Linked DNA regions of Mus musculus: all the other regions are linked to region 7. Evidence: chromatin loops called from intact Hi-C (ENCODE). Cell type or tissue: left cerebral cortex. All regions are shown on one strand. Region 1 has its middle 7.3 kb from the start of Olfr877. Region 2 has its middle 5.8 kb from the start of Panx3. Region 3 has its middle 27 kb from the start of Msantd2. Region 4 has its middle 21 kb from the start of Panx3. Region 5 overlaps Siae (sialic acid acetylesterase). Region 6 overlaps Siae (sialic acid acetylesterase). Region 7 has its middle 14 kb from the start of Olfr878.

Region 1 (4,000 bases), 71 kb before region 7:
TTCACCTCTCTCACTATTTATCTGTTAAAGTGTCACAAAAGAGCATTTAGTTATATGTGAGATAGCATTACCTGTCACACCAGGTTCCACATATGTTAAAGGAATTTGCAAGTAGAAACCAGTGAAAGAACATGGGTTTATTTGTAGTTCAGCCAAACAGGGGTAGCTGAGGAGGCAGCAAGTTGTCTCTCCCCCACATCTGTGGTTACTTTACAATTTATAGAGAACCTGAGACAAAGGTTAAAACATATGTAAAGTTATGTATAAAATAAGTTAAACAGTGCTTTTTATGTGAGACCACTCAACTTGCACTTGGTCTGTCTGAGTTCTTTGATAGGTGTAGATAGAGTGGAGGCCAGCTTCAAACTCTGATTTCTCCATACCCATAATGTAAGTGTAAAATAGAGGTAGTCTCGTAGTTAGAGGAAGTGCACAGGGATATTTCTTTAGATTATTTCTTCTCCTATCTACTCATTTATAGAATCTAAACATTTAATTTCATAAATAGATTTAGAGCGAGGAAAGAGACATGTGGAAATGATGTAATTATAATTTCAAAAATAAAAACAGTTAATAAAAATCAACCCCAGAGGAAATGAAAGCCTCAGACTTTTACAGCTAGAGCAAGCAGAGTCAGCACACATCTTAGTCTAGAAACATGAAAATAAATGTTAAACCACACCAAAACTTCACACTATAGATCTAGTTATCTCAGTTTCCATAACCTAGTATACCACATCTGCTTTCAACAAAAAGCAGTAAGTCATGCTGGAAGCCTAAAGTCTAATGACATGAAATTGTTATGCCCAGCTCTCCGGATTCCCAGAACTCTAAGAATTGATAACCTAATGCAAAGTAACAAAAGAGCCTTTTATTTGAGTCAGACTCAGATCGAAAACCTAGGGGCTTGGCGTTTTTATACACACACACAAAACATAAGCAGGGATTCTCAGACTTCAGGGTTGCGACAGGGGGAGGTGACAAGGGAAGTCATCCTTCAAAAAAGATATCATTTGTTCAGGTAGTGGAATCACACAACTGGGAGGGGGGACCCTTCTGACCTGGGAAGTAACTTTATGGTACTATCAGGAACTAGTGTGATTTTACAAACTGGCCAGAGATGTCTGGGGACGCTTAATTGCTTTCTTATCATGGCCCAAAAGTTGGGCGCTTATATCTTCAAGGATGTTTGGTCTTCACTTCTCCCAAGGACAGGAGTCATCTGCACTGGGAAGTGCTAGCCATCTATCAGGGAAGGTACCAGCAGGGGAGCTGAGGGATGTTGCCTTTTGTCTAGTCTGTCACTCCCTCCAGGGGATTGGAGGGGTCTTTAGGGAGTGACACAATTTCTGCCAGGCAGAAACCCTCTCTGAAAGGCCAGGAAGGGGAGGGGGGCTCTGTGTGAGCGGTGAAAAAGCACAGAGGCAGGCTTTCTGCATCTCTTCAAAATGAGCAACAGAATCATACTCAGTGAGCATGTTGAAATAATTGATTAAAACTGTAGTTAATATACTGAGGGCATCGATGGAAGTACCAGAGAATAGTGTTAACAGAAAGATGGGAACTAAAAGATGAAATCTAAAGGAAATACTGAAAACCCATAGTAGCAGAAGTGAAAACTACCCTTGATAATCTCTTCAGTTTACTGGACATAAAATTCACTGGTTTTGAAGACATTTCATGGAAATACCCCAAGATGAAATGTAAAGAGAAAATGGAATGAAAAGAAGGGAGACAGAATGCACACAAATTGCAGCATGCAATGCAAATTCCATAGGACAAGAGAAAAAAAAGAACAGAACAAAATGGAAATAGCACTTGTTCTGACAGTTCTTGGGATTAGTCATAGACTGCATCTATGGATCCAAAGTCCTCCATAAGCACAAAACAAAGGAACCACAGGAAGAAGAAGGCGCCATGCTGGAAAAGGAGAAGGTCCAGTCCTGAGAAGTGTAGGACAGAGAGACAAAGTGATTACCAACATTTAAGACCAGGAAGGCTGCAGGTCTGGATCCAGAGCATCCAGGATGGAATATAGATTTGAGTAAGTAATAATTCAAGAATATTGGAGGGGAGTGTATGCTAGCAACATGGAGGACTGAAATGGCCCAGCCATTGAGCAGTTTAAGGCATATTGAAACAGAAGGCTGCATGTGTCTTTCATTTGAAAATCCAGAACATTTGGGCAGGCAGCAAGGAATGCATGAAGCCCCTGGCAGGAAGTATAGAGCAGATTAATTTACTACCACTACAGAAATTGTTAAAGAAATTAGAGGAAGCATATCTATCTTGTCTATAAGGTCTTTTCCATAAAAAATATGGATAAGGATTTCCTAGACTTCTGTTAAAAATACTATAGGAACAAACAAAAGATTGGTTGGGATATAGCCCATTTGGAAGATTCACATGCTTGAAGGCCTAGGGTTGATCCTAGGCATCTTGTAAATCAGGCATAATGATGAATAACCTTTAAAATGCACCTGCGGCTATGGATGAATACCTAAGAAGTGAGATTGTTGGGTGATATAAAAATTCTATTTTTAGATTTTAAAAGAACCTCCATAACTATTTTCCATAATAACATGTGCTAGTCAGGGTTCTCTAGAGAAACAGAACTGTACACACACACACACACACACACACACACACACTCACACACACTCACACACACACACACCACATATCACACACACACCACATATCACACACACACACCCACACACCCCACATATCACACACACACATACCACATATCACACACACATACACACACACACTCACACCCCCCCCCCCACATATCACACACACACATACCACATATCACACACACACACACCACATATCACACACACATACACACACACATACCACATATCACACACACACACACACACACACACACACACACACACACACACACACACACCACATATCACACACACACACCCCACATATCACACACACACACACACACACACACACACACACACACCACATATCACACACACACACAAACACACACAGAGAGATTGGTGATTATATCATTGCTAGTGGCAAGGGTGATGGAAAGTGTATAAATATTGGATGAAGGGATATGGACAGAACACTGATGGTATGTGGCGCAGCTCTCAGCTAACAGGAATGTTTTCATGTCACTGCTTTGCTATTAGTGACAAACACAAACAAAGAGAACCAAAAAAAGCTCATCACATCTGAATTGCTCATTTGTTTCTCCAGCCTTTCCTCTTTTTTTTTGGTGTGTTTATTATATTTTTAGGTTCTGTCTGTTGAAGGATATTTTTTCCTTTTTTTCTGGTTGTGAGTCAGTTACTCACCCTTAGAACAGAAGGTGACAGCTTATTTGTTCTCAGTGGTATCTTGGCTTCTTCTGCCGTTGCTCTTTTCAGATGCTTAGAGTTGCAACCAGGAACTCTGACCCACTTGCCTTGGTTCTGTTCTATTTTTGACAAGAGTTTGCTGTCAACAAACTCCAGCATCCTGGAGGACTGGGTTTCTTCTCCCTTTTCCTGGCCTTCATGTCTGTTATGTATGAGGTATCTGGGTGATCTCTGTCTTATCCAGTCACTCCCACCCTTCTCTTGTGTCTGTAAAGTGTCTGGAAGGATGTCTCTGGCTATGCCTGTATCAGTTAGTCAGTCTGTTCTCCAATCTGTCCTCTGACTTACCTTGTTAGGTTTCCTGAAGCCTGGCTGATAGGAGATGAAGTAGCTGACCTTTTGCTTCTGTTTCAGTGAGCAATCAAGGATGAGAAGTACCCTTCTGATCTGTTCTTTGGTTAGTGCTGAAGGCTGAATCCATCCACCTGGAGCCTTATCCAATCCAAGTAGCCCCTTGTACCCTGTTCCTTCTTGTCCATATCAACATACATGCAATAGTAATGACTTTTTAAAAGTAATCCTTCACCATCCCTTTGATTTTCCATCACCAAAGCATGATAAATCACAAATCTTGCCCTCTTATGATTTCCGAGTAAGAGTGC
Region 2 (4,000 bases), 260 kb before region 7:
GTGGGTGCTGGGAATCAAAGTCTGGTCCTCTGTAAAATCAGTATGTGCTATTAACCACTGAGTCTTTTTTTTTCCCCCCAGAGCTGAGGATCGAACCCAGGGCCTTGTGCTTGCTAGGCAAGCGCTCTACCACTGAGCTAAATCCCCAACCCAACCACTGAGTCTTTTTTCCAGCCCCACTTTTTAATTTTTAGCGGAGATATCTTATATATTTCTTGTTGGATTTACTGCTGTGTGTTTGTTATTCTTGATGCCTTTGCTAACTGAGTTTAAAGAAAAATCTGTTACCTAATTTTTGCTAATATATGTAATACATTGATTTTTTCTATATAATGCTTACATTCAGCAGCTTTATGTTCATTTATTGATTATATAATGCATTGATAGAATAATTTTCTATCAACCCAACCATATTTTCTTGGTTACTATTTCTATTGCTATAAAAACACGGAATGACCATGGCAACCCTTATAAAGAAAAGCATTTGGGACTGGCATACAGGTTCAGAGGCTTAGTCTATTGTCATCATGGTGTGAAGCATGGCAGCTTGCAGGCAGACATGGTACTGGAGAAGGAACATCCAGAGAGTTCTACATCTGGATTAGCAGGCAGCAGGATGAGAAAGTGACACCGGGCCTGGCTTGATCTTTTGAAACCTCAAAGCCTACTCTCAGTGACATACTTCCTCTAGCAAGGCCACACCTATTCTTACAAGGCCACACCTCCTAATAGTGCCACTCCCTATGGGGGTCTTTTTCATTCAAGCCATCACACATTATATATGAAGTAAAATATCATACTTTCCCCCTTTGTAGTCTTTATACCTTTTATTTGCATATTTGCATTAATTTGATTGCTCCAGGCCTCTAGTACATCACTGAATATAAGTACATTCATATCTGATTTCTTTGTTCTATGGGGAAAGATTTCAATGTTCAATATTTGTGTAGGATGCTTATTGTAGACATTGTAGATTGTTTTCTTTCTTTCTTTCTTTCTTTCTTTTTTTTTTTTTTTTTTTTTTTTGCGTGTGGTGGTTCACCTTTTTCCCAGTAAAGAACTTTATTGCTAGTTTGCTAAGTATGTTTATAAAGAATAGATGTTGATTTCTCAAAAGTACTTTTCTTGTACACATTGAAATATTCATAGGATTTTTCTTTATATCTGTTATTATCATAGAATACATTGGTTGATATTTGAATGTTAAAATATAAAATATAAAAATGTTAAATATTGTGAAATAAAAGTCACTTGCCTCTAGCATTCTACCATCTTGATTTTTATTACTTTCAGTTTAATAAAATTTTTTAAGTACTTTTAAAAAATTATGCTTAAGCAACTTGTAATGTTGTTGGCAGCTTATGCTGGTCACACTATTAGCAATTTAAAAAAACAAAAACAAAACTATTTTCAGTAAGAGTATACAGTACCAGTACCATCTTTTCCCCAGTAAGTATTTGGAAAAATTTACAGGTGAAAATATGAAGTCTTGGAGTTTTCTTTGTGTGGAAGTTATATTGGTGGGTATAATTTTTTTAGTGAACATGTGACGGTGTAGAATGTGTAGTTTTCCTTGTGTGGCTTATATGTTATAGTTTCCTACTGCTGCATACACGGTTCACAAAACCTTAGGGCCTAAAACAACAACAGAAGCTGTTTATAAAGCTTCTGTCGATAAGAGGCTGGAGAGCAGTTTTGTTGAGTTGCTCTGGCCTCTGGCTAGTTTACCTTCAGTCTCAAATGTTCTTGGTGGTTATTATTTACCTGGAATCAGTCTCTTCAGAGGGTGATGTGGCAGCTGGCTTTCCTGGAGCAGATGATCTAAGAGAAGAGGCAGACAGAACTCTGCAGTGAACAAGAATAATCACATGACCTTAACTCTTTGCCTGTCTATGTATTTTCTGTAATTTAACTTGCAATATATCCTGAACATTGTGTATAAAAACATCTCAAAATTCCAGTTACTCCAGCAAGTCTGTCACCAAAGGTGGGTCTTATTTCTTCTGTTAGGCACACAGGGGAGATGCTAATCACTTCCTAAACAGGACCTGGCATGGTCGGCCTTGTGGTGAAGAGGCAGTAAGATTCATTTTGCATTAGTGTCCCACACTCTGAAATATGTCTTCAGGCTTTTGACTGAAAGTCTTTCAACTTTGAAAGACTGGGACCTTCCTTTACTCACTTGAGAGTGTTTTCATTTAGCTCCTGAGCCTCTAGTTATAGGTGGCTTCAACATATGGCCCATGTTTTTAAGGATGTTGAGTTTTCAGGAGTGAGCTCAGAGCTCACCCTTCCTTCAAGACCACCTTCGCTTTGCAAGCCCCACAGGCTGGAGGGATTTCACTTTGCATAGGATTCTGTGTGGATAACAGTTGATATATTCCCAGCACCCAGCAAATGTCCTGTGGGGAAAAGTGGCCATGTGTTTGAGACTCCTTCAGCTTCCATCTGTCGTTCCACCCCTGTAACAATTTAAGGCTTTGATGGCTCATTTTCTCCCAGACAGAGGCTTTCTACTTGAACCAAAGCCAATGGTGAACTGCTGCCCAGAAGCCGACGCTTCACCCAGAGTAAAAATTCCTGGTGATACATATACTTCCCCATATGGTCTTACAAAATAATTTGTTAGGATACTAAATTTCTATAATTTCTATGTCTCATAAGGTTACTGGCTTATAGTAATATTTCATTATTTTAATTTACATCACATTTATTTATTTATATGTTCATTAACTATTTCTGTGAAATAAATTACTTAATAGCTTTAAACAGTGAATGCATCATTTTCACTCTCTGTAGGGCAGGAGTGTGGGAGCGGCTTACTTAAGAGTGTGCACAGGTTACATTCAAGAGATTTTCATTGCTCGCCTGAGGGCTGAACTGGGCTTGAGATGCCTTAAGGCACCTGCGTCACATCCCAGATGCCTTACTCACGTGCTTTTGGCAGAAGGCCTTTGCGGCTGACAAAATACCTCAGTTCCTTACATGTGGCCCTTTCCACAGGACTGATTATTTTATGAACTGGTTCCTGACATTTTCTGTAGTGAGCAATCATAGAAGCATAGATGTATCAGACTCAGAAAAAAACCCAATGCTGTTGCTGAGGACTCTGTATTTGCTCTCATGAATGCAGATGAAGGTGCTGGAAAGATAGTTACAGGACATAAGGACTACTGATTTAGTGACTACTGTGTTAAACCAATCCCCAAAGAACATATTGATATCATATAGGCTAATGTGTAAGAGAATGCATTAATGATGACTAACTAAAAATAGGATAGTTTGAGTCTGAGGTGCAAAGTCTACTGTTGACTCAATAATCTCCTTCACACATGCCATAACTCAGGCTGGAGAAATGGCTCAGTGGTTAAGAACAGTGGCTACCCTTTCAGAGGATCCAAGTTCAATTCCTAGCACCCACATGGTAGTTCACAATTGCCTGTTAACTCCACTCTCAGGTAAACCAATGTTCTCTTCTGAACTCCAAGGGTACCAGGCACACTGGTGGTACACATATATACATGCAGACAAAACATAAAAATAAATTAAAAAGAAAACAAATACTACAATTAATTGGAAAGCTGACCAGATAGTATGTGATGACATTGGTTATCAGTCAGCATGTAATCTTTGGTCCAGCAGACACAGGGAAGAAGTGTGCAATGTGACATGCTATCCTCAGTACAAAATTGTGTTCTTCTCTAACACAGTTTATCATATTTTAGACACAGTACCAGAGCAGACATCTTGAGTGATCAATACATGATAATAAGGCTTGATCCTTGAAATACACACATACATATACACATGCACGCACACATGCACGCATACACAGGCATACACCCATGCCAATGAGAGAGAGAGAGAGAGAGAGAGAGAGAGAGAGAGAGAGATAGATAGATAGATAGATAGATAGATAGATAAGAGAGAGAGAGAATAGTATGCACACAGACAGGCTGCACATTGAACTATTGATAGAACTTGGCTACTTTAATTTCTG
Region 3 (4,000 bases), 470 kb before region 7:
GGGCCAAAGTAATGAGCCGCTAGGCAACTGGCCCCACGCCATTGTGTGCGCGCCGGGGCGAGGCCGGGTCTCCGCGGCGCGGTGGAGGGTGACCACGCGCGCCGCAGCGCCCCTCGCTTCACACCTGCTCCCCGCCCCCGGCCGGCAAGCACGGGCGTGGCCTCCCCCTCCCCGGGGGAGGGGCCTCAGCTGGGGCAGCACTTGGTAAAGAGGCCGTAGAGAGGACACCCGCGGCCGGAGGAGGCGTCGTAAATTTGGAGCAGATGCGTCCTGACAGTCAGTCACCCAGCTCGGGGCGGCGGGGGAGGGCTCCGCTCCGCGCCCACGCCCCTCTTCTAGTCAGCAGCTGAGTCCCGCGGACTCCACACCTAGGTAACCACGGACTTAGGACATATGGAGCCTGTCTCCCACTCCCCCGCATCTGTCCTGTGCTTTTTTGTGTGTCCTTACAGCTGCAAGAAGTCATGAAGGGAAAAGGGAGATGCCTGAATTCAGCTACGACTTTCTTCCTGAAGAGTGGTTTCTTCAGATGAGACTGTGACAGTCTGCCACCCTGGTCCTGAGCTGTCGCTTTTTGACAGTAGCTGAAGAGAACAGGAAAAATAGAAGAAGCGCGTTTCGATGTGTAATGCCCATTTTAAGCTAGAAACTCAAGTAGGGAGGCAGAAACAAACAAACAAACAAAAAGGATATGGTGGGATGGGCAAGGAAGACAGAGTAAAAATGCTAAGGAATAATACTTGCTATAGTATATTGCCATGATACTGTAGCATTGCAACCATGATACTGTATCATTGCAACCATCCAACAGAGCAAGGAGGGTTGGTTGCCCCTGGGACTTGATGGGGCCAATTCTGTCTCCAGACAGAATTGGGGCACTTTCCAGTCTTCCACACTATAGGGAAGTGAGGTGAGTCTTCCATGAGTCTTGAAGGGATGAAGAAAAGGATACTGGGATAGAAACAGTCCCAGTTACTTATTCTGGACACTGTGGAGGTCTCTCTCTAAAGCAATATGAAATGAAGTCTGAGTCTCTGGCTCTGTATAAAGATCACAGTACCATAACCTGTCTCACCAAGGCTAATTTGGAAATTATGTTCACAGCAACAGTGCCAAGTGGAGTTGGCAAAAGCCCTCTGTGATGACCCTGTGTTTTTCCATTTGGAGATGTTTTGTTCCCTCTACCACTCAGGGGAAGTAACTAGGTTGTCTGATGGGTTCGTTGGCTTCCTTCCCTCTCACTCCCAGCCTCCTCCAGGTCTGCGACTTTCTGCCTGTGCTGGTCAAAATACAGTGTGCATCCCAATCACTTGGACATCTGAACACCCACAGTTTCTGATTCTTTTCATCTGGGAAGGGGCCAGGAGATTTGAATTTCTAAGAGCTGCCGGGTGACTAGTATGGTAATGGTGTTGTAATAGCATCCTTAGTGAGAGCTTAGTCTAGCTGGAAAGGAACAATCTAGGCTTCTGAAATTGGTGGAAGCAGAAGCACTCAGTCCTGGAAAAGCTGAGGTACCTTCACTCTCAAGGAGAGATCCACAAGCGAATGCCTGGAAGATCCGCAGGGTGTGCGCGTGCATGCGCGTGCGTCTGTCTGTCTGTATTTGGAAATTTGGAGGAGTCTCTTAATAGATTCATAATTTACTCTTGCCCTTAGCCTTTCAAAGCAGGCCTGAGAGACAGGAGGATCTCTGTAAGTTTGAGGTCAGCCTGGTCCAGGACAGCAGGATAGCCTGTCTCAAAGCACAAACAAACAAAAAAACTTATCAGCAAACAAAAACAAACCCCCACAGCCTTTCAAAGGGACAAAGGGAGCAAGAGCTGCCTGATTTATTTTTCTAACTTGTCCGTCAGTCACCGGAGCAGTACAGATGTGATCTAAACATTTTTGCCTGTAAATGAACATAGGTTTTAGTACATAAGAGCAATTCAGTGTATGTGTATGACTGTCCCCCCTCTGCTGCTTCTGGCTGTTTTGAAACACTCTTAAGGTGAGATGAGTTTCAGCTATCTGCTGACAATTATTCCCTAAAGTGTCAAATTATTATCGGTAAAGGGCCATTGGTTTATCACAAGTAATGCTGGAATTAACAAAAAGTAAATAAAAATTACATTAAAAAATTATTTGAAGGGCTGGAGAGATGGCTCAGAGGTTAAGAGCACTGACTGCTCTCCCAGAGGTCCTGAGCTCAATTCCCAGCAACCACATGGTGGCTCACAACCATCTGTAATGGGATCTGATGCCCTCTTCTGGTGTGTCTGAAGGGCAGCGACAGTGTACTCATAATATATATATATAATAAAGAAATAAAATCTTTAAAATTAAAAATTATTTGAAAGAAGCGTTAGATGAGAAAGCAAGTGGCTTTTTATTTCTTACCACCAGGTGGCAGGCCTTGACTCATTAATGAGAATCCTCCCCCAGAGCTAAAGGCTGGGAGATGATTCTCAAATCGGAGCCAGGGCAAAGGGGACTGTTTCTGTACTTAGATGGGGATTGCGGGAGAGAGAGTGGGTAGTTGAAAATGCCTTTGTATCTGCTGCCAAGAAACCTAAGGCATCCTGTGATTCCTCATCTGTGAAAGCGGGGCGGCGAAGCTTAGATGTGCTACATTTTCCTTCTGGAAAGGGACATACTCTCTGGTAAAGGCTTCTCAACTAAGAACAATGCAAAAAAAAAAAAATCTAGTTTTAAACTAGACGTTTCTGAAGTCATAAAAATGTGGCATCTCTGCACAACTTAGCAAGCACACAGCTTGGCTTCTCTTGCTTCCAGTCCATGTCTGCTGGTCACCCTCTTATGTCTTGCATGGTCTGGGGTGGGTTTTAGAGAAGGATAGCTGGGGCTGGAGAGATGGTGATTAAGAGCATTGGTTGTTCTTCTGGAGGACCCAGACTTCTATTCCCAGCATCCACATGGCAGCTAACACCTGTCTGTATCTCTTGTCTCAGGGGACTGGACACCTTCACATAGACATACATGTAGGCAAAATGCCAATACACATAAAATAAACATTACTATAAAATAAAAGGATAGTTGAACATACCCAAGGCAAAGGTGGGTGCAGGCATCTCAAGGTACACACACACACACACAGACACACACACACACACCATGTATGTGTGTGTTTAAAACTTTTTATTGATTCTTTGTGAATTTTACATTATCTTACTTATCTTCCAGTCTCTTTGTATCTACTCTCTGCCCTTACAACCTCCTCCCAGAAAGAATAAAATGTTTCTCATCCTGGAAGCTACAGTGTGTCACACAGTATACTCTTTTGTCCATACTTCTTTACTTGCAAATGTTCATTTCAATGAGTCATTGGTCTGGTTCAAGGCTTCTGGCTTCTGCTACACTATCGATAGTGAATCCTCACCTTGATTCCTCTCATATATCCTGTTGCTGCTCCATGTCATAGAGATCCTACAGCTTTGGATATGCAGGATTGGTCCCTTCACACACTCCAGCAGTTTATAGATGGTGTAGATGTTGGTGTGGGCCAATTCAAAGCCCTGGATCTGATTGGGCCTGGGTGGTAACTGAGTTGGTTAGCCCACCATCCCTTCTACAACCATGCTACCAGTGCCAGGTCTCTAGCACTGCTCCAGCTAACTCACCCAGCAAGAAGTGCGGCAAGCTCTCTCTGTTGCTGGAGGCAGTGAGGAGAGAGGGGTTTGGAAGGGCATCTTTCTCTTACTCATACCACTACCTGGCAGACAGGGCTGGAGTCAGCTCACCACCCTATCCACCTACCCTTGTACACACACACACACACACACACACACACACACACACACACACACCAGGGCCAGTTCTATTTGTGCTGTCCAGGTGTGGTGCAAGGCCTGCTCTCCCAAGAGCTGCAGTGAGAGGGACAGGGCCAGCTAACTACCAAGGTCTAACTATCAAAGTATTGAAGTCCAGCAATCAAAATTCCCCTTTGGGTCACCTTATTAACATGCCCAGTGAAAATTAAACACCTCATCCTGATACA
Region 4 (4,000 bases), 240 kb before region 7:
AGCTTTTAACTGTCCCAAACTTGAGTTCATTTGCTGATTGGGTTTTGAATTTCTTTAAGGAGAGAATATTTAATTTGATTAAAATGTCAGTTTCTAGCTGGTTTGTTGACACTGATTATTCTTGCTCAGGAATCCTGCTTGGTCCTTACTTTGTTGTCTGGGGCTGACTTTGAACTGAGAGAAATCCCCTTGCCTTAGTTCCCCCCCACCTCCAATTTGTGCACCACTATATGATGTTTTTGTTATTTTTATCATAAATATATTATTAAAATAAATTCCTAATATAACAGGGAAGTGATGTGTCCAAGTTATCACATTCTAACTATCATTACACTTGAAGGAATGGATTTTACCACTCTTGCAGCCTGATCAAATAATGGATGGATTTTGCTTAATTTTACTTTTTTATTAGCCTATATCATGTGACATTTTCACACATGTGCTTTATGTCCTTTGGTCATGTTCAACCTCTATTCCTCCCTTTTCACTCCTTCCTCCTGTTGGACTTCTTCCTCTTCTAAAATAACTCTCCTTCCTTACCTCTAAACTAGATTCTGCTTGTGGGGGGAACTATGTGATACTTGATTTTCTGAATCTGACTTATTTTGCTCAGTATGATGATTTTCATTCAGGTCTGTCCATTTTCCTGCAAGCAACACCATTTTTGTACTTCTTTTAAAAATTATTTATTTTATGTGTATAAGTGTTTTGCTTGCATGTATGTATGTGAACCACATGCATGCCTGGTGCCCAGAGAGTCAGGAGAATGTGTTGAAAAACCTGGAACTGGAATTATAGATAGTTGTGAGCTATCATGTGGGTGCCGGGAATCAAACCCAGGTCCTCGGAATGAGTGGCCAATGCTCTGACCATTGAGCCATCTCTCCAGCCTCATGATTTTGTACTTTTTGATGGCTTATTAATAGTTTATTGTATACATAAAATAATGGAAGGGAATTTAGAGAAGCTGCCACTGGGTGTCTGAAAAATGAAATTGAGAGTTCACAGTTGTGTGTGTTGTATGACTCAGGATCTTTTGTATGCAGAGATCTTTTGCTCTGAATGATGCCCAGAATCTTCTCCCTTTTGAGATCAACTCTAGCTTGATTTCTCTGTGTCCTGAAACGAAAGTGCATGGTACCTTCAGCAATAGAGTCTTATTTAATTATGTGGCAATAAGAAATATGCTGACTTCTTGGGAGCCTCTGGGACCTATCTGGCCAACAACTCATATGGCACTGGGATTTTTATTAAAAACCTATAACTTTCCAGTACCCACAATAGGCTACCTTTATTCCAAGATCTCTCTCTCTCTCTCTGTATGTGTGTGTATATATATATATATATATATATATATATATATATATATATATATATATATATATATATATATCAATCACACACATTTAGATTATAAAGTAGGTTTCTATGTGGCTTTTGCACATGTCCTTTGCTTTTGTCAACCTTCTCTTGTCTACTTCAAGGGATGATGCTAACTTTTAAATAATTCATCCCATATCTTGCTTATTTGTATTCATATCTCATATTACAGCATGACTTCTTGAATATAATCTTATATTTAAACTCTGGCTTTCCTATGCATTTTAGAAATTGCTATTTTTAGGTTTTTCCTGGACTGAAGAGAGCTGAGTGAATTTCATTCTTGTCTTTGAACTTTAGGTATGTTACCACCAGGTGGCAGTATGAGAAGGGGTCATCCTTCTGGGACAGCAGGCGGTGTTCCATCCTGTCCTGACTTAATCCCTTGTTTTTAATGCACAGAGTGTTCATAAACTTATACATAAACACACATTTATTTTATGAAGTAAATCCTAGCAAGCACCAAAGAAAATTACATTTTAGAGGGAAAGCTCAAAAAGCAACCAGAGAAAAATTAAAAAGACAATATTATTCCATCTTTATTTCTCATTCTGTTACAATTGCTGAGTATGAGAGGATTCATTGAATGGGAAAGCATGGCTCACTTGTGTCTCCTTGAAAGCAATGGAGCATGCGTTCCAGTGCGAGTCTCTGCGGAGAAAGATTATCACCATGGTTATGGTACAAGTCCTTCCTCCCAGCTGGAACAGGCACAGCACTGCTCTTTAGAAGCAATGGCGAGGTAAATACTTATTCTCTTCCAGACAATATCTTCAGGATGGCAGCTGTTTAATGAAACAAACATCTCAGTGGGTGTGAATAGTTCTATGGAGTTTAGCTGAATGTGGTGCTTGTAACAATGGTTTTACCTGGAGGAGAAAGTTGAAGGCCTTCCCAACACTGTTTTATAGAGGGCATAACATCAATCCAGTGCCCCAGTTGGCACTGGGAAGGGGAGCTAGGTGGCATTTTCTCCCATTGGCTTCTGTGTGGAAATTAAAGTGAGCACGGACTACAGTGGCTGCTTCCTGTGTGAACCAGAAGGCCACACCCTCTTACTTTATGCAAGAATTTTGGAAGAGACAGAAATCTCTGGATTTTGACATAGGCCCTTGCATATTTCACTATAAAAGCAACTTCAGCTCTTAGTTCTCTGGTTGCTCTCAAAATGAGACCCACGTTACATATACACCCAAACTGCCTGCGACATCCCAGGGACAGATCAGTAGGGATGTCTGAGTTAAAAGGGAAATCATCTTTTTAAAATGTGTTAAGTTTCCTAATTAATTCCTGGGGTATTTATAGGAACTATGTATTTCAGGTGTAGCATAGTTCTGAATTCCATTTACTGAACAAGCATCTAATATGAGCCAAGACGAAAACAGGTTGCAGGCAAATGATTGCCCCACTGTGAATCAGCCCTAAGTGGTGGAGTCCTGCACAGTGAGAGCCTGCTCCTTCTGTGCCTTTGGAAGGTAACTAACTTGAGAACACCTTCTTTTTGATCTCCCATGGAACTTGGAATTGCTAGTCCAGAGGGAACTATGACTCCAGTTACTGGGGCTGAGTACAACCAGGGCAAATGTTTGCTTTCTGTCACTGGAACAAATATCTGTGTGGAATATTTATGAAGAGAAATATTTATCCTGGCCACAGTGAGAATTTTCAGGCCATGGCTTTCAGCATTGCTATTTTGGGTCTGTGGTGAGGGAAGGGTGGAGCAAAGGTGCTCATCTCACAGCCTGGGGGGGAAACAGAAAAGAAAGAGTCCAGGATCTTCCAATTCCCCAATGACTACACGGCCTATAAGGCCCAACCTCTTTTTTTTTTTTTTAATTTTTATTAGGTATTTTCCTCGTTTACATTTCCAATGCTATCCCAAAAGTCCCTCATACCCACCCCCCCACTCCCCTACCCACCCACTCCCCCTTTTTGGCTCTGGCGTTCCCCTGTACTGGGGCATATAAAGTTTGCAAGTCCCTCTTAAAGCTTTTGAATTTCGTGAAGGCACCTTCCTGTTGACCTAGCATGCCATACATGGGCCTTTAGAGGATGTTTATCATTTCACTTGTAGATGTGTACCAATTCACTTGTTACATCACCCACCTTTTTCTGAATGTAATGGAATTTTCTGTGGCTCCCTAGAAATTATGCTATTTTCTCTGCCTGGAAAGCTCTTATTTTCTTCTGGATGTTTAGGACTCTGCTTACTGCTTAGGAATCATAGTACAAACGCCACTTTAACTTACGATGGAGCTATATCACAATAAACATGTAAATTGAAAACGTCATTAGATAAAAATGTTTGGTATATTAACCTACTAAACACAAACTTAGCTCAGCCCACCTTAAACTTGTTCAGAATACTTAACGTTATCCCACAGCTGGGAAATGTTGTCTACTGTTTGGCTAATATTTGAGAATGTTTCCTGGAGGTTCATGTGATGGAGGTTTGCCCCTCTGCTCGGTCTGGTAGTTTTGAGATGGTGGTGGAGTATTTAAATTGAAAATTAATCTTGTTATAGGCATCACTCTTAGAAGGGATTAGCAATGGTCTTGTGGAATAGTTAGTTCTTGTGAATGAATTGTCCCTGAATCTCTCTGACTTCATGTCTTGCTA
Region 5 (4,000 bases), 310 kb before region 7:
AGATTCTGTTTGTTCCAGAGGAGCAAGAATAATATAAGACTATAACTTTAGAACCCACCCTAAGGTGTATCTGCCACAACATGCTATGACTTTTATCATTTTCATAAGCAGTTTTACTCATATAAAGCATTTACTTTTTACTTCATTCTTGTTTGGTGGTGGTATATTTGAACTGTAAGCTATAAAATAAATGTAGGTGGTAAGGGATGAGCACTAAGGCATCCTTCACCTTCAAGCCACATTTGAAAGCCACAGGATCATGTTTTAGCTGATGAAAAGTCAGGGTTCTGTGTGGAGAGGTGAAGAAAGCTGTTTCTTGTGAGCCCTAGGTTTTCTTTTTAGGAAGATAAAGGCCATGGGTACCCCCTCCCCTTCTTGATATTCATCACAATAACCTGAAAAAGATAACATTTGATTTGATTAATAAGAAGAAAAGCAAGAAAGTGCTTTATGACTAATCATGTCTCTGAACAAATTATTTTTATTTCGTTCTTGTGGTTGTGGTTTACATCTTGAGTTAACTGGGGAAGCCAGAGAGAAAAGAGAGACAGACAGCTCTTTCTTTGTGTATGCCTTTTGCTGTACTATATAAATCAGTTGTCAGAGGCAAACAACCAGACATGCTCTTAACATGTGAAAACATGAAGCATGGCCTTCTTATCAGGGTAGGCCAGGGTTGGAGTTCATTGTTGTCATTTACTCGATGAAATGCTTGGCAAAATGTTTGTAGGCTAAGTAGTGGTAAAACGACGGCAGGAGATTGATCTTCCTAGATGGTAGAAGAAAAAATGTAAGAACACAGAGGTTTGAATACAGTGAAATGAAAACTTAGAGAAACCTGGGCCTGGACTGGCCAAAGAGGTAACAGGGAACAAACGACTACTGTTCATAAGGCAGGACCAGAGCAGCTGTGGCTCAGAAGGCCAAGAACCAGCAGCAAGCCCATTGGATGCTGCTGAAATCAGTGACGGTGAGCTTTATGGTTGGGGACTTAGAATTACTATTTGAGCTCATCCTAGTAGTCTTGATGGGCTAACATTCTAAAAGCTCTTAAGTGCCCCATGGCATGCTCATCACCATGCACCCTGTTCTGAACTGACTATCCAAACAAAGACTAACGCTCCTCATGGAACATGGTGGCTTCTGACTTTCCAATCCCACCCTTGCCCTTGGTCTAAGACATCATAGGGCTTGTATGAGTTATCTCTTGAGCTCCTGTGCCCATCAGTGAATTCTCTACAGTGCAAGTTTCTCCTGCTTTACAGCATTGTGTCAGGGCATATTTTTCTTTTTCTTAAATGGGAGTGGAAAAATGCTAGGAACCAAAAGACCTTAGGCTAGCTAGCCAAGAAGGAAGCTTTTTGAGAAGTTGAAGGCAAATTTTTCTGGTACAAAAGATGTTGGAATCAAGACTCATTTTCCAGGTTCAGCTTTCCTGAGGTTCTAGGTCCTACCAGGAGCTCATTCATTTTTCTGGCTGTAGTGAAATGGTGCCACTGCTTTGCCAATTTTCTTTCCTGTCTTTTTGTTGCTGGACATTGTCTTAGTTAGGGTTTTATTTGAAGAGATCACATGACCATGGCAACTCTATAAAGGAAAACATTTACTTGGGGCTGGCATACAAGTTCAGAGGTTTAATCCATTGTCGTCATGGCCGGCTGCATGGTAGCACATGGGCAGACATGATGCTGGAGAAGGAGCCCAGAGGTCTACATCTAGGTTGGTAGGCAGAAGGAAGAGAGAGACTTGAGCCTTGTTGAACACTGAGACCCCAAAAGTCCAACCCCAATGACACAATTCCTCCAAAGCTCCACCTACTCCAACAAGGCCACACCTCCTAATTCCTCTCCGTAAGCATTCAAATATATGCGCCTTTGGGGGCCAATCTTATTCAAACCACCATAGATGTGCACACTTGTTGGAAGTGCTAGGGAGAGTTTTTGTCACTAGCCATGTGTATTGAAAAAGCTAAGGGAAAATACCCAATTAATAGCTCTGAATGCACTAGATGAACACAGGAGGCTGAGAACTAGTCCTGTGTTAGGTTCTCTGGCAGTTGACCCCATCAGCACACATCAGCAGTGCTTCTGGCAGAAGGACGGAGCCTCAGTAAGGTGTGTCAGTGCAGGAAGCCTGGAAAGACCTTGGCAAGCCTGTATTAGGACAGATTGGAACGTCTGCCTGTTCATAAGTGTGAGCCATACGGAGCACATCACACCTGTGCCACACAATCTGTCCTAGCTGCCCACTGTTTCCAAAACAGTGATTTTTCTGGTTTAGGTTGAATTTTGCATTTTATATGCTGATGCCTGGCTTATTGGTCAGAGAAATGCAATCGTGAGCGCATGGTCCTGGGTTTAGCCGACCTTCTGGAGGCAGAGCTCCAGGCTCAGCTAGTACCGCTCTTCAGAGGACCAAACGTTTAGATATTTCCTCCACCACTCCAGGCAACCTTTAAGGCTTCAGTTTTCACTAATTTGCAAGGGCTCATCTGGACATTTCCTGCTTCTGCTTAGTTGTTGCTGGCTGGGAGGAACCTTGGACAGTGTCCAGCATGGAGTATGCACTCAGATGGTATTTCTATAATTATTTCTTCTCATAGGTTAGGGCAATAACATTACAATGCTCCATCTCCTGGTCTCCTCATTCTTTCCCTTTGGATTTACATTGATCTGATGGCAATAGATAAGCCAGATTATGTTTGACATTTTTGTGTTAAACTGTTTTTCTCTGCCTTTTCTAGGCTCCTGTTTCACTGCTCCAGTATTTTCACGTTTTCTGGTTCTTTTTTTTGTCTTAAGTCTCTGTGTATGAGGTTGACAGCAGTGATCCAGTGGCTGAGAAGAAGGGCAATGGGAGGTGTGGTTTCTAGGAAGCAAGCTATGAATGTCTAAAATAGGGTCTTTCATGGCTTCTCATTTCTTAGTGGTGTCGCAGAACCTCAAGTCTTGTATGTCACTCTGAAATATTCGATTGAGCCAGCTAAAATGTCCTTTTCACTGAGATCAATTTATATGCTAACTGCTACTTGTTGATGTGTCTCCGTGCACCTGTGCACTGATGGCAGAACCCAGTGCCACTGACTGTGTTGATACTTGTTAGCGATAGATGGCAAGGGTGACCCTTAGTAAAAGAAAGATTCAGATTAGAAATGATTTTCTGAACCTGTGCTTACATGCGATTGGATAATTGCAAGTTAGTTCAGGGTGCTGTGTAAATCAGAAAGATTAGATTACGGTAATATTGACAGTTGGATGGTGTAATGAGAATTTCTGTTTTCTGTTTTTTTTTTTTCCTTGTCAACTAACTATCCTTGAAATTTAATCTATGTGTATTTTTGTCTCTCCTAATTTAGGATTATAACTGGGTAACTAATTTTTCTTGTAAATGCCTTAGTTAAAAATAAGAAGGGATTGGTACAGATTAGGGATAAAAAGGCTGCTGTTCTCAACAGCTCTACCCCCTTGCCTGGAATTTGGCCAATCCTTATAGAGTTGCATACACTTTGTCACAGAGCCTGAGCTTAGCCACAAATGAGGTGCAGTTGGTGTTTAACTCTACTTTAGGTGGTTGGTTGATTAACCCCTTGAAGTCTGTTTTTGTTTCAGAACCCTCCAACACCTGGATGGTGGTACTGGACCCTATGAAGCCTGGGGGACCTTTTGAAGTGATGGCGCAACAGACTTTGGGGACAATGAATTTCACCCTGAGAGTCCATGATGTCTTATTTGGAGATGTCTGGCTTTGCAGTGGGCAGAGTAACATGCAGATGACTGTTTCACAGGTAATGGAGCATCTCAGCTAAGTCAGTGTTGGTGATAATGAAGGAGAAGGAAAAAGGAGTAACAAGGAAGGAAGGCTGCTTCTGTTCACTAAGAACTTATCATGTGTAGGATCCAATCTGAGCACTTTAAATAATTTGATTTCACAATCTAAAGAAGCTATTGTTTGGCACTAATTGTGCTTATATACTAGGTTTTCTCCCTAAAAAGGTTAAAGG
Region 6 (4,000 bases), 300 kb before region 7:
GAAATGTGGATGCATTGTAACATACTTAAATGAGTTCTTAATGGATGGGTACTAAGTGGTTTTCGTTATTTTGCTTTTACAAACCGTGGCATGTTATTTTCCTGACAGCAGATTTCTTGTAGTCTAATTATTGCCGTAAGATAAATTCCCAGAAATGGAATTGCTGGGTCAAAAGATAAAACCTTCTCAAAGGCTTTGTCAAATCCCCATTTTTTTTTGTTAAAATTATGAATTTGCATAACTGTGCCTTTAGCAACTGTGTGTAAGAATGGGGACGGTCCCATGTTGAACAGGGTTGTGCATTTCCTTGGCTGACTCAGGCTGGCTCTGCTGCATTGTTAGACCTACTAACTAACTGATTGACCAAACTACCATGTTATCTCCATACCCTCCAGAATTGACCATATTTATATGTCCTTTGTTTGAAACAATTTTTCTTTCTTACACTTTCCTAGGTCTTTGCTTGGATCTAAGGGAACTACTTGTGATTATTCAGTATGGGTTAGGTGCCCTTTCCTCAGATAATCTTGTAATATCTTATGCTTTCGTTTTGTTTACATGTGAGTCATATAGGTGGCTATGTTTTTTTGGGGTCAGGTTTGTATTCCTAGTATGTAGTTGGTTAGCATCAATGATGGCTTACAACACAATATGAAAGAACACTGTCAGGAGAGGAAGCCCTGCATCTGGTTACAGGCTAGTCAGAAGGATTGTATGTTCATCCTTAGACAAAAGGAATAAATACATGGGCCAAGTTCAAAATTAAATTCATGAAATATCTAATGCTTAGACTTTCTAGCTGAGTGGTAGTTCTTGTCTTTTATGGAATAGGAAATTACACAATTAAGGTGTTAGGAAAAAAACGCCCAACCTTCAGTAGAATGGCCACTGTCATGGCTTAGGTATTACCCTGTGACCATTGCAGATACTTTCTATTCACTACCCTCTGTCTCTTGTACCTCATATATATATATATATATATAATTTTTTAACCATACTCCTCCTTAAGAAGGCTTCTGTGTATATGTGTTTGTGTGATGTATGCTTATGTGTAATTTTGTGTGTGTGGTATGTGCTTGTATGGTGTGTGTGTGTGTATATGTGTATTTATGTGGTCTGTGTCTGTATGCTGTGTGTTTGCGTGGTGTGCATTTGTGTATATACCACAGTGTGCATGTAGAAGTCAGAGGACAGGCACCCAGTCCTCATCTTCCTCCTTGTTTAAGACAGGGTTTCATTGCTTACCACTGCAAACACCAGGCAAGCGGGTCTACATGTTTCTGGGGGACTTTCTTGTGTGGGCTTCCCATTTTGTTACAGAAATGCTGGGATTACTGATGTGTGCCACCTATCCTGGCTTTATGTAGGTTGGGTGGATCTGAACTTGTCTTAATGCTTTTGTGGGAAATGTGTACTGACCCATCTCCCCGGCCACTGTGCCCTGTTTCCCAGAAAGGGTTTTTGTTGACTTTCTTCCACCTAGCATGGCTTAATGACTTACTTTCTTTTTTTACATGTACTTGTTGTTTGAAGGTGACTATGTAGTTCGTATGAAAAATATGCACTTGGATGCATATAACCATGGCATCTGGTCTTTTAAATTTGACAGTTTGCAGAAGCCTCTTACCCTTTAGCCTTAACTTTATCACCAACAAAAATATGCTAGTTACTTTTTATATTACCATATGTATTTATATAAGTATGTGGATTCAAAGGGAAACACCCAATATGACAACTCAAGATAGTGTGGTACAAGGTCTGGGACTGGAGTTACACATCTGGGATTCCTACTCTTTGAGCTGTGTAATTGTGAACAAACATCTTTCTTATTTTAAGTATTGCATGACTTAATCTATGTGAAAACATGCTGGGTGCTAGCATTTATTATTGTTGTAAGAAGTCAGGACATTTGCAGGGAGAGCTGTCTTGTTAGGAAAGATGACAGATGGTGTTTGAAGTAATGCAGCGGTGAGATCACAGTTAGAAATTCAGGACTGGAGCCCATGGAAGAGACCATGGCTGGTGGGGCACTCAAGAGTTACTGATAGACAGGTGGCTGGAAGCATGAGGGAAGGAAGATCTGGAGGCCGGGTTTAAAAGGGATCTTGGAGGAACAGATTGAAAACTTCACTAGTATTTGTAACATCTTTTGAATGTGACCAGTTTTGTGGGTTTTTTTTGTTTGGCAGTTACATATCTTCATTAGTCTTCGTATTTGTAAGAAGCACCATGGGAGGTTGAACCAAGCTTCTTCGCAGTACTTCAGATTAGGAAAAAAACACAAGCATTTCATTTGGGTGTGGAGTATGCTGGTGCCCCCACGTGGCCAGGGTGCAGCAGTGCCGTCTGGACAATTAAGGGAATTCTCAGTCAACTGCCATTTTGAGGAAAGGACTTTTTGACTTTGAGGGTCGATTGTAGTGGGTCTTTGTGTTGAACTTTAGGCTGTTTCTAGTGACTTTGTTGGTTCGTTCCTATTATGTCACTTGCTGGTGACTCGGGTTCCACTTGCAGTCCTTGCATTGAAAGAAGATGGATTACTCATTAGATCTCTCTCTCTCTCTCTCTCTCTCTCTCTCTCTCTCTCTGTGTGTGTGTGTGTGTGTGTTGGTGCAGGTGCATGCACTTATATGTAGAAGACCATAGGACAACTTTGGGTATGGTTGGTCATGTGCTATCCATCATTTTTTGAGATCAAGTCACTCATTAGCCTGGAATGTGGTCTCTGTTTCCACAGTGCTGGGATGTGATTTCTGGTGATCAGACTTTCCATGCAAGCCCTGTATTGGCTGAGCTGTCTCCTCAGCCTTATTCTTTTAGTTTTTATGAGATTCTGGTGTGAAGCACAGTTTGTCATTTCCTATGTTAAGACAGATTTGCATGCTGAATCTTAACAAGAGAACTGGAATGTTCCTTTAATTCTGTGCCATAGTCAAGGCTGTGGCTTGTCACTGTTTCAGCTTTCTGTTTTCCTAATGTCACACTCGTCACTCACGAAGCAGAAAACATCTTTAAAGTTTCTTCTGGCCATGTGATGATATGAGGCTTTTTTTTTCTTCTGGGCAGCAGGATGAGTAAGACTGGATAGAACAGTCTGTGTAGCTTCCCTGATGGGGTCAGACGTTTTGAAAGAGTGTCAAACGACAATTTGGATGCTGGCCAGACTGTGGTCTGATTTACTGTTAGATCGTGTTTGTAAGAGAGACAGAAAGTAGGTGGATGTCTTCCATTGGCTGGAACTAGGACTGGGAAGAAGGTGCTGTCTAAATCAAAGAACAGTGTGCTCGTAGGAACCAAAAAACTAAGAAAGTAAGAAATAGCAGGAAATACTGTGTCACAGTAGTTGTAAGGTTTTTTTTTTCTTCTTTTTTCATTTGATCTTTTATTATGGTATACTAGTTATATATAATGATAGGTTTCATCAGGATATTTTCTTCATGTACATAAGCAATTTGGTCACATTCACCCCATTACTCTCTCTTGTCCCCTCTCCCTCTTGCTAATCCTGCTTCTCTTTCCAGGTAGCTCCTCTTCATGTCATGTGTGTGTATGAGTGTGTATGTGTGTGAGTGTATACTTGTGTGTCTGTCCATGTCCCAATGCGGTATCATGGGTGCAGGTTTGCTTATCGGAGCTTGGGTACCTTACCAGTAGCTACATCACTGGAGGAAATGTCTCTCCTTATCAACTGTTAACTACATATAAATCCTCAGTGGAGGAGCAGGGGTGGGGGTAGGAGTCCATGAGCCCCTCCCACTTTCATGATATTGTTGACAAGCCCAGTCTTTTACAGCTTTTATGCAGGTAATCACAGACATAATGAGTTGTGAGTTCCAGTATAACTCACATATAATGTAAGGGTATATGTATCCTTAGATACACACATAGAGTGTATCATCTTAGAATTCTTCCTAACCTGCTTCAGTATCCACATGGCTTGCTCTCTCTTGTTTATTTTGTTCATTGGCTATATCTCTCCTCTGGAATGTGATCTTGTAAA
Region 7 (4,000 bases):
GTAGATCTCAGTAGAAAATTCATAAACTCTTCTGCACAGGAAGAGCAAATTTATGATTTATTCTCATTAGATTTATTTCATAAAAGAGTGTTGATAGGAATAGCTTAAAGATTTCATTTCTTCCCTTTTTATTTAATATGTTAGAACTAGAAATCTCTATTTTTTCCCATTTGTTTTTAGTTCTAATAATCTATGATCATCAAAATACTCTATCCTTGCATACAATTTACCAAATTTTATTTTGTCATGCTATATTACTAATATAAGTAAGCTATATTTTGTGGAATGTTAACATTGTAACTGAGTTGTTTGTGTTTAGTCAGAGCTTCTTTTGTCTTTAGAATCTTCTGAGATTTGGACACATATTCTTGGCTCCTTACCTGACAGAATCAAACTACTAATATATTAGTACACTTTGCTAATACAAATGGGGAGAAAACCTTATTCCTGAAATCTGGGAAGTAGATTGCATAACTTTCTATGTGACTCCTCCACATCATTGGCTTCTTACAAGGCAGAAGTGACATGTTCAGTCTAGCTAGTGTTCATTGTTTTCTAGAATGGAACAAAGAGAGGCAGATTTAAGGAATCTGCAGTTCCCCAAACTGGGTGAACCAACCTTAAGGCCATCATTATGTGACTCCAGCTGATAGGCTTGCATCACCAACATACAGTGAATTCTCGGAAGGAAGGAAGTAGATTTGTGGGAGAACTGGTAAAGGAATGGCAACAGAGAAAAGACTGGCATGGAAATGATCCTGATTCCCATATGGTAATCTGGAGCAATGACTGCCAGTGAGCGTGAAAGAACTGCCACATAAATGATGTCCTGAATCTATTAGTGGAAGGTACCCGCCTTTGTTTTGATATCAAAGAGGACATGTGTACATATCCTTAAGAGATCTGTCCTTGTTGGTGGGCAAACAAAGCTGTCTACAAAGAAGTGTTAAGTCATTGTTTGCTTTTAGCAACAGCACCGAAAAGGCTGAGAAATGGGATGATGTTAAATTTTACACAGACACTGTATGTAGCTGAATATGTGCTTTGTGTCATAAAACTTTGTATATTGAAATAAAATAAGTACAAATATTTCCTAATGTAGTGGAGTTAAATAGGATTTGGGGGTAAGAATACACAAATAACAGAATCCATTTTATTTACACAATTTAAAGAGCCTTAAGCATGTATAAAATTTAAATTCTCATTAAATGATCTTAACATGGGTATGAAAACATATTTTACTGGAAATATTTAGGCTACCAATTGTTCTGGTAAGCATTTAAAACCAGAGAACACAGAAATTAAAACCATCTTTTATGTAATTGTGGATTAATCAAATCATTCATTCCGCATTTATCATGTTTCTAGTGTGTTATGTGACTAGGTGCTAGGATTCGGCAGGAATCAATATATCAAAAAGTACTTAAGAGTACTTAAAAGAGTGAACATTCAGTTAACAGTTATGCTGCACTCATTTTTTGGTACCTTGTTTGTATTATGATTGTCATGTCTTTTCTATTTTGTCTCTTTTTTTTTCTTTTTTGTTTTGTTTTTCCGAGACAGGGTTTCTCTGGATAGCCCTGGCTGTCCTGGAACTCACTTTGTGGACCAGGCTGGACTCGAACTCAGAAATCCGCCTGCCTCTACCTCCCAAGTGCTGGGATTAAAGGTGTGTGCCACCAGCCCCGCTTGTCTTTTTTCACTAGGCAATTTAGACAGTGCCCATTAAGGATTTGCAAATTAAATGCATTCAAACCTTTTAATTTAAATGTTGATCTAAAGAACACTTTCAAAAGTTTATGTTTTTTTAATAAGGCATTGAAATTTTATATAAGGAGTTATATAAAATCCATGGTTATACATTTCAGAGCTTGAAAAAGATTCAGAATATGAATTAGCAGCGAAATCCTCCTCCCTCCCGCTTCCTTTTCGCCTTGATCGATGTTATTGAGTCACTAGCACCACCTGGTGGCTACTTAAGTGAACCTCCTGGCGTAGTGGTTTAGTGTTTGCTGAATCTTCTCAGTTATGTCTTTATACTTTGTAGGGCTAGGCATTGTGTCCTTGTGTGTGTGTGCATGTGTGCACATGTGTGTGCATGCGCGCGCGCGCGTCTGTGTATGTACAAAACCACTTTAAATACTTTACCTGCTGTAATTAAAATGTGCACAATGTTCTTTAAAGCAAATATATCTGCTTTAAAACTATACAATGGGCTGATCTACTAACTGTACAAGGATCTACTAACATGCCAACTGGAAGATTTTGTCTTTGTAAAGTGAATTAGTTTCTGGACATCAAGAAGGGTCATGCATTCTTTATACAAATTCTCCATACTTCATATGTTTTAAGAACTCAAATGAACTTATTTATGACATTTTGAAGGCATATGGATTTTACAGTTGATTGAGTTGCCACTTGATATAGTTTGAGGAGCTTGTCTTTGTTGGGTCTGTGATGTCCTTTATCTGGGGAGAATTAGATCACCTTTCCTTCAGGTAACTGTGCCAAGACATAGCTATACAGAAATGGAATGTTTATTCACCAGAGCTGTCTTGCATCTTTCACCATGGACTTGAGTGATACTAGTCCTGAGATTTTAAAATGACAAATGATTCATTAAGTTGCATAACATCCAAAGAACTCTCACTAATTAATACAAAAATTCAACTCCTGAGAAATCACTTACAAATTTCTGAGACCCTCTAGAGATGTCTGGTAGTCCTGCCTTCTGGGCCTCTCATTTCCTCCTCTCCACACAGATTGGCTGCTTTCCAGATGCTGGCCACCTTTATCTCTTTGTTTCTTTATTACTTTTCTGTATAAGAAGCATCTAAATGAGCCCTAGAGGCATTCTGGGTCCTTCACTTGGTTCTGCTGAACAGAACTGAATCATTTAGGCACCTTCCCACATCTCCTGGAGTGATCATTCCAAATAATAAATGTGGATGCAAAACTGATCATTTTGCCATGAATTCAGGAAGACTACCAGTTCATCAGGCACCATGAACCATCTTTGGTCTTCCTAGATGTTGCTGTATAAGTATTGAGTTTACTGTCTTTGGTAAATATCACCTTTAATGAACATTTACTATGAAACTTGTAAACAAATATATAAACGATAATGAGAATCCAATAAATCACAGACTAAAAACATTCCTACATTTTGTTAAGATATACACATAATGTAATAATATAAATGGTATTAAGCTTATGTATTGGGCAAATATATTTTGGATGCTATTAATGTACCCAGCCAAACCTTACCGTACTGTGAGTTCTGTGGATAGGAGACTCTGCTTTGTTTGTTTCACATGCCAAGTTTACCACCTGCTGCTACTATGAATAACTGAATGAATAGATTATTAGTAGCATCTCTATTTGCTTAGGTAATTTAGGAAAGTCATTGTTAGAGCAGCAAATGTGGTGTGTGCTATTTTCATAAATATAAACAAGAATCTCTATGGAAAACTCAGCAAGGCTTTCTCATGCTGTTTCCTATGGTGAGGACTCAGTCTCTATACTCTTCCCCAGTTACACAGATTTAAGCTTTAAAGGTTGTGCTCAGCTGCTTCATCCATATTCATTTCTGAGCCCAGAATAACCAAGATGGTGTCAAAAGATGAAACTGCAATAAATTTAGTTTGAATATCTTACTTAGCTTTTATTCACAGTTCTGGAATCCAGCAGTTCTCAGAACTAGAGCAGGCTCAAAGAACTCTGGGGCTACCATGATTACACATATATGGACTGGAAACAGAAAGGATGGTCTGACTGGTTCAAGCTAAGGGCTTTGCCTATTCATCTGTCTGCTTATGATGAGCTGTAGCCCAGCAACTATGATGACTGAGGACTTATTTATATGTTCTGTGCTGGGGCATAAGTTCATTAAGAAGAAATGCTGTATGGATGCATTTTCAAGGCCTGAATCTAATTGAAATTTATCAATGGGCAATATGAATTGAGTGTGTACATTAATAGGCAGCAACCTGTGTGCCTA

Evidence for each region. Peaks named below come from ENCODE experiments on the same cell type or tissue, not always from the same donor. Only the 100,000 strongest peaks of a DNase experiment are listed, where the experiment ranks them.
Region 1: a loop joins it to region 7, with 2.7 times the contacts of the local background. A loop is called at or near these places in 2 of 42 quality-filtered maps.
Region 2: it touches region 7 in a loop (5-fold over the local background); 8 of 42 quality-filtered maps call a loop at or near these places.
Region 3: a loop joins it to region 7, with 4 times the contacts of the local background. A loop is called at or near these places in 6 of 42 quality-filtered maps.
Region 4: it touches region 7 in a loop (11-fold over the local background); 37 of 42 quality-filtered maps call a loop at or near these places.
Region 5: a loop joins it to region 7, with 5 times the contacts of the local background. A loop is called at or near these places in 3 of 42 quality-filtered maps.
Region 6: it touches region 7 in a loop (5-fold over the local background); 3 of 42 quality-filtered maps call a loop at or near these places.

What each region holds. Positions count from the first base shown.
Region 1 is chr9:37,860,132-37,864,131 of GRCm38, forward strand. No RefSeq gene overlaps it. Among named protein-coding and RNA genes, the nearest start is that of Olfr877, 7.3 kb to the left of the region's middle. In left cerebral cortex, no CTCF peak of the experiment used is centred here; DNase peaks (open chromatin) are centred at 1,844 and 3,460; H3K27ac peaks cover 1,380 bases.
Region 2 is chr9:37,673,022-37,677,021 of GRCm38, forward strand. No RefSeq gene overlaps it. Among named protein-coding and RNA genes, the nearest start is that of Panx3, 5.8 kb to the left of the region's middle. In left cerebral cortex, no CTCF peak of the experiment used is centred here; DNase peaks (open chromatin) are centred at 2,457 and 2,893; H3K27ac peaks cover 1,968 bases.
Region 3 is chr9:37,460,507-37,464,506 of GRCm38, forward strand. No RefSeq gene overlaps it. Among named protein-coding and RNA genes, the nearest start is that of Msantd2, 27 kb to the right of the region's middle. In left cerebral cortex, a CTCF peak has its summit at 2,377 (motif pointing right); DNase peaks (open chromatin) are centred at 304, 1,242 and 2,523; H3K4me3 peaks cover 532 bases; H3K27ac peaks cover 601 bases.
Region 4 is chr9:37,688,452-37,692,451 of GRCm38, forward strand. No RefSeq gene overlaps it. Among named protein-coding and RNA genes, the nearest start is that of Panx3, 21 kb to the left of the region's middle. In left cerebral cortex, a CTCF peak has its summit at 1,703 (motif pointing right); a DNase peak (open chromatin) is centred at 1,699.
Region 5 is chr9:37,619,291-37,623,290 of GRCm38, forward strand. Siae (sialic acid acetylesterase) reads left to right here. Exons shown (of 10, transcript NM_011734.4): 3 at 3,609-3,784. Among named protein-coding and RNA genes, the nearest start is that of Siae, 7.5 kb to the left of the region's middle. In left cerebral cortex, no CTCF peak of the experiment used is centred here; a DNase peak (open chromatin) is centred at 2,227; H3K27ac peaks cover 1,504 bases.
Region 6 is chr9:37,634,203-37,638,202 of GRCm38, forward strand. The region is part of intron 7 of Siae (sialic acid acetylesterase); the gene reads left to right. Among named protein-coding and RNA genes, the nearest start is that of Tbrg1, 21 kb to the right of the region's middle. In left cerebral cortex, a CTCF peak has its summit at 2,326 (motif pointing left); DNase peaks (open chromatin) are centred at 2,046, 2,293 and 2,935; H3K27ac peaks cover 286 bases.
Region 7 is chr9:37,930,746-37,934,745 of GRCm38, forward strand. No RefSeq gene overlaps it. Among named protein-coding and RNA genes, the nearest start is that of Olfr878, 14 kb to the left of the region's middle. In left cerebral cortex, a CTCF peak has its summit at 1,973 (motif pointing left); DNase peaks (open chromatin) are centred at 818, 1,961, 2,837 and 3,633; H3K27ac peaks cover 3,570 bases.